Regions from separate parts of the Homo sapiens genome. Here region 1 is linked to region 2. The links are chromatin contacts, found by Hi-C or POLR2A ChIA-PET in ENCODE. All regions are on one chromosome and are shown on one strand. The core of a region is the stretch at or near the end of the contact, and the rest is flanking DNA. Distances in the headings are between cores, read along the strand shown. Region 1 overlaps RUNX1 (RUNX family transcription factor 1). Region 2 overlaps RUNX1 (RUNX family transcription factor 1).

Region 1 (2,870 bases), core at 263-2,762, 63 kb before region 2:
TTATAAACTCTTCACTTCAACAAATAATCCTCTCTCTTCTCTGTTTTCAGCCACCCTGTCTCCCCTCCAAAACTATTTCCGCCCCCCAAGAGCTACACACCCAACTGCTCTTCTGTGTCACAAATGTCACTGTTTTTACAAAGATTTTTGCAATTGCTACCCTCTCCACCCCTCCTTCCCTAGCTAGAAGCCTTCTCTCCCCTCTTCTAAACCCACACAGCTCACCATTTGGACAACTTTTAGGAAGTTTAGCACTTTCCACCACACACTATTGTTTTAAGTACAGTCACCCCCCAGTATCCATGGGGGTATTGGTTTCAGGACCCCTCTGGAATAACAACATCTTCAGATGCTCAAGTCTCTTTTCTAAAATGGTGTAGTATTTGCATATAACATGTGCACATCCTCCTGTATACTTTAAATCAACCCTAGATTACTTATAATACCTAACATAATGTAAATGCTATGCAAATAGTTGTTATACTGTATTGTTTAGGGAAGAATGACAGGAAAAAAGTCTGCGCATGTTCAATACAGACAACCATCCATATATACAGATCTATACGTAGAGAGATCCACAGTTGGTTAAATCCATAGAAGCAGAGCAGAGCTTCTTTATGAAGCCAAATATGTATCTTCATAATATCCCGGAGGGCAGAACTTCGGTCTGATTTGTAGGTATTGAGGTCTAATGAAAATAGCTAGGGAAAAGATCCAGGGGGAAGTCTTTTCCTCCACCACTTACTAGCTGGCTCTGCCTAGTATTACACTTGCTTGCCTTCTCTTTTAGCATATGGGCAATTTATCCAATCACTCTGAGCCTAGTTTCCACATCTAGCTGGCTCTGCCTAGTATTACACTTGCTTGCCTTCTCTTTTAGCATATGGGCAATTTATCCAATCACTCTGAGCCTAGTTTCCACATCTATAAAATACGGTGAGAACTTAATAAGTTAAAATTTCTAGCACATAGTAGATATTTAAAACATATTAAATAAATTCATGCCATTATAACGTCACAGTCTGTTACTTAAAATGTTTTCCTCAAAAGTCTCAATGGCTGACTCACAAAAACAGATTTGTTAATGGATCTGTTAAAATAAACAAGAGCAAAATAGCCTTTGCTATTTTTGTATAGTGTTAATCATTCTGTTCCTTAAAGAAAAGTCCCAGGGAACTACTTAGTGTGGGGAAGGCCGTTTCTAGAAGGAGTGCCGGCAGAGAGCAGGAGCAGGAGTTGGCATCACAAAGCTGGTGCTGTCTTCATCTACACCACATTTCATGTCAACTTCATTTTATTCATTTTGTGCCCCTCATCTGAACCCTCAGTTTCAGGTTTGGGAAACAGAACCAAATGGAACATGAAATGTAAAACAAGGTCCAGCCAAACACAGTGAGCTCTCTCCGGCTTCAAGTCAAAACTTGGCTGAACCACAAAGCTTCACCTGGTTTTGAGTAAAAACCACACTGAACCACCTTTTTTTTTTTTTCACGGTTTCGGTTTGCAAATGGGGTTTCATGCAAAGCTTGCCCTCGTTTCCGTAGAGTTCCCTGGCAGAGGACAGGCAAGTCTTCAGCTAATATGGACTCTGCCCCATGAGCACCCCTGGCCAGCCTGTGTGGAGGTGACTGGTGGTTACTTATTGTTCGGATCTCAGAAGGCCTGGGTGTTGAGTAGTCTTGCTCGTGTGATGATTAAGATGACAGAAAACTATCAGGCATATCAAGAAGAAGTACAATCAGTTAGTTTCTCTCTTTGCACTTGGCTTTTACGAAAACAGAGAAGAAAATTTTTGAAAAGCCATGAATTTATGAAGGGGTGGGAGGAGCATAGCCTAAAGCTCCATCTACGTGTGGAGGCAAAGAGATCTGAAACAATTCTTTGGATAATCCAGGCCAAAATTCCGATTCATCAGAAATATTGAGATAATAAAGGCAAAGTGGGCTAGAAGAGTGCACTTGTGGAAGTATGAAAACAAGCTCAATTTTCCCCTCAATGTGTAAATGTAGATAAAGCCATCATATCAGCGATGCATTTCTCCCTGGAGACTTGTAGTGGATTTGGTGTCATTCATGTGCTATGCTGGCAATAGTAGAAAGGATTAAAATGTTCCTTAGAAGCTAACAGTGTCAGATGAGCCATTTGCCCTGGGTGGTGATGACATTTGGGAATAAGGTTTAATATAAAGTGTCTCCAAACTGAGTTTTCTATGACATGGAGGGAGGTTTGTGTTGTTCTCTTGGTAAATTAAACTAGTACTTGGGATTTACAAGCAGATTTATAGGAGGATTGTAATGATGAATGCATGAAGAATGGATTGGATCAGTGATAAAACATTTATTATATCAATACATGCAAAGTTTGGAAAACTGTAAGAGAAAATAAATGGCCTCTTAAAAATCACTTATATATGTATAGTATCATAAAATTCACATACAAAAATTTCCCACACATGATGACACTGGATTAGTCCTGGAAAGATTATGTGACTTGTCCAATCCAGGTCAGGAAGCCAGTACGTTGCAGGGATTTGAGCTTCCCTCGTTCTTCTCCATTCACAGACAAAAATTTGTCCTTGGCATGATAACTATGTAGCAAGGGAGACAATCAAATACACCAACCACTACAATATAACATCACAGGCACCAAAGTGGGACTATCTTTTAGAGATGTGAGGGGCCTGAATAAAAGATTCCTACATCTGCCTCCTCCCTTTGTCCATATAAGCATGCAGGACTGAAAACTATGAGATAGTCTCTAAGAGACAGATGGAGGGAGAAAGAGCCTTACTGCCTATCTCTAGTGAGCTGGGGAATCCATTCAAGTGATTAGTTTGGGATATATTGGTTTTGAGGATTCCATGAAGTACA
Region 2 (3,038 bases), core at 344-2,843:
AGCTAATTTTTTGTATTTTTAGTAGAGTCAGGGTTTCACTATGTTGACCAGGCTGGTTTTAAACTCCTGACCTCAAGTGATCCACCTGCCTCAGCCTCCCAAAGTGCTGGGATTACAGGCGTGAGCCATCACGCCTGGCCTCTCCTGCCATTTCTATGCCTGCTTCTAGATTAAACTAGACCAGGTGAAGGCCCCCCAGCCCCACCCCAAGTGAAAGGCCAGGGGCTTCTCCCCACACCCTAGTTTGCATCGGTTTGGAATGTTGAGCTCAGATCCAATCACTACTCATCTGTTCATATCCTATCTGTCATCACACATGTCCTGTATATCTGGAAACAATTACGTGACTGATCCGGAGTTTCAGGTATGCATCAGATGTGTGCTTTCCAAATGCCTGCATCTCAAAGACTAGGAAGGCAATGGGAACAGTCTTCTGAGGGTGTAAAAAGAGGGACCCAGGCTGGGGCAATGGGACTGAGGGGACTATATAGATGAGTCTTCCTTGCTGTGTTTCTGTAGTTTTGACTTGGCCAGAAATGTTTTCCATCGGAATGAGAAAAACCATATATTTGCATAACCAAAACATCGGTGCAATATGTTAAGCAGAGGCCTCCTCGACCTACTGGCCAGTTGTGGTTGCCACTATGCCAGAAACTCAGAAGTGGTTGCTTAGGTTGTTGACCGCAGCAACCTCTAAAGCCCTCAGGGCACCCAAGAGTATCGCAAAACAGAGAGGACGGGTGATGGAGATTTCCCAGGCTTCTAGCCTTACTGCCACCCAGTGATAGAAGAGTAAGTAGCAAAGGAAAATATTTTTTCACCACTCAATGCCTGGCAGTCATCATCTCCTTGCTCTGAGATCTAGGATGCCTCAGGGTACGTAGGCTGGAGGAGGTGGCAGCTACAGTTCATTGTCATCGATTGATTCATTCATTCTTAAGAAGTGTCTGTTGACTATCTACTCAGTTCCAAGCACTTTTCTTGATGCTGGGCAGTGAACAGGACAAAACTTATCCTTCACTCCATCCACTCCCTCTGTCACTTGGAGGATGGACAACAAATACATAAACACAGAAATCAAATAAGACAAATGCAATGGTGAAAAGAAACCCGTGCATGTGACATGATAGTTGTGATGGTTCAGGGGTAGGGAGCGGGGTTACTTTACCCATTACTTTAGTAGATGACGGTTGAGCAGCCATGGGGAAAACTGGGGGAGTTTAGAGACAGGAAAGTGGTCCAGGCAGAAGGAAAGCCCCTGAAAAGGTCCTGAGGCAGAAAAAGCTTGGCGCGTCTGTGAGACAGACAGAGGCTATGGCAGAGCAAGCCGAGGGAGACAGGTGCTCCCAGGTCTAGGTGATGGGCTGGGCTGGTTTCCTCCAGGGCCTGGAATTCTGAGTGCCCTGGAAAGCCGTCAAGGAGTTTGGGTGGAGGAGAGACACAATCTAATGTGTATCACTCTCTGGCTGCTTTACTGGAGTGGGGCAAGGGCAGAGCTGGAAGGATGGCCAGGGGTTCACTGCAGTGTGGGGAGGAGACATTCGCTGCCCAGGAGGGTTGGCTGCAGAGGCTGTTCCTCTTTTCTCCCAGCCACAAACTCCAACCCTGAGCAGACTGCAGAGGGTTCCTCTATCTGAGTATGGGTTCAAATGCAGCTGTCAGGCACCTTGGTGGATCTCCCATTCCTCTGTCCTCATGTATGTAAGATCTCCCTCCCAGGGTTGCTATCTATGAGATGTCTGGTAATAGACGCAGGTGGCAGCTGTTGTTAATATCACCTTTGTTCCTTACCTGATCCCAATAAATGTATTGTCGACATTGATTTTCATCAACCTTTATTCAGCAAATATTTGTTAAGCACCTACTCTTCTTCTCCTGGGTCCTGTACCACCACTAGAAGCAGCTGTATGATGCATATCAGGAAGAGACCCCTTCCCACCTAATGGGATAGCTCGTCCTGCCCCCAGTGAACTCCAAAAAATGCTTTCTGTGCCCTCTTTGCAGGCCTTTTACTGAAATATTATGCGATATTTAAATAAAACATCAGTATGAGCTAATTGGAAGGCTGAGGCAGGAGGATCACCTTGAAGCCAGAAGTTCACAGCCAGCTGGGGCAAATAAGGAGACCTCATGTCTAAAAATGTTTAAAAATTAGTGGGGTGTGGTGGCGTGTGTCTGTAGTCCTAGCTACTTGGGAGGTTGAGGTGGGAGGAGCCCTTGAACCCAGGAGCTGGAGCCTGCGGTGAGCCACTGCACTCCAGCCTGGGCAACAGAGTGAGACCTTGTTTCAAAAAAAAAAAGAACAACAATAACATAACGACAAAAAATACAAAACACCAGCATTTGCATTCAGAGTCCTGACTGGAAGCATGTGATTCAGGAGCAAGCCCGCCCTGGACATGGTCCTGGCCTGGATGAGGACTGAGGCTGGCATCCACTCACAGGGCAGCACCTGGACCCTGTCCAGCATCTGAAGAGGGCTTCATCTGGCACAGAACAATTGCAGGGTTTCACTGGGGAAGAGCGAGGCTTTCTGTCTCACCCTCATGTCCAGGGCTGGTGACAGAGAGGACAAAGGGCAACCGACAGTGGCTTTTGCCTCTGCATTTAGCTTTCATTATACAGTTCTTGACTTCAGAAAGACAGTTCATTTGTTTCTTAGTTCCCAGAAGCCAAAATGAATTCTGTACCAGAAAAAAAAAAAACAGTTCTGAAAATTATCTTCATTGCTGGAGTTTCTATCAGGAAATTACCAAAAGGAGAAAAATAGGACCTGGGAGAGTCCTGAGTGCTCCAGCCAGTGAGGAGAAGGTGGAGAAAGCAAGAGAAGTTGGAGCCCTTTGCTGGCTTGCCAGAGACTGGGAGCCACATGGATGTGGTTTCCCTGCAACAGAAGGCTAAGGGTGAGCTGCAAAGTCTGAGAACCCACTGGGAAGACAGCACTGAACTAGGAATATGGCGAGTGTTCCAGCTGGTTTGTAGAAGCTGACTTCAGAGCCAATTTATGCAAATCTTGATTTGTTTAAAACTACATTAAT

The links. Hi-C counts contacts between places; a loop is a spot of excess contacts on that map. ChIA-PET counts read pairs that join two places held with the same protein, here RNA polymerase II (POLR2A). Pooled maps may share reads with other maps.
Region 1: a loop to region 2 is called in a map of gastrocnemius medialis, with 4 times the contacts of the local background. The contact joins two enhancer-like sites. A Hi-C loop is called at or near these places in 5 of 168 maps with a recorded cell type or tissue (CD14-positive monocyte, CD4-positive, alpha-beta T cell, IMR-90 and 2 more), 6 of 37 single-sample maps with no recorded cell type and 6 of 50 pooled maps. POLR2A ChIA-PET finds 5 or more read pairs at or near these places in 12 of 52 experiments (CD8-positive, alpha-beta memory T cell, OCI-LY7, T-cell and 6 more).

The regions. Positions count from the first base shown.
Region 1 is chr21:34,973,018-34,975,887 of GRCh38, reverse strand. The region is part of intron 2 of RUNX1 (RUNX family transcription factor 1); the gene reads left to right. Among named protein-coding and RNA genes, the nearest start is that of RUNX1-IT1, 65 kb to the left of the region's middle. RefSeq lists enhancers at 1,309-1,398, 1,529-1,578 and a silencer at 1,422-1,716. Within about 2 kb of position 1,512, at least 2 of the 41 ENCODE cell types and tissues checked have a DNase peak (open chromatin) inside an H3K27ac peak, as active enhancers do.
Region 2 is chr21:34,910,051-34,913,088 of GRCh38, reverse strand. All of the region lies in intron 2 of RUNX1 (RUNX family transcription factor 1), which reads left to right. Among named protein-coding and RNA genes, the nearest start is that of RUNX1-AS1, 75 kb to the right of the region's middle. Within about 2 kb of position 1,593, at least 4 of the 41 ENCODE cell types and tissues checked have a DNase peak (open chromatin) inside an H3K27ac peak, as active enhancers do.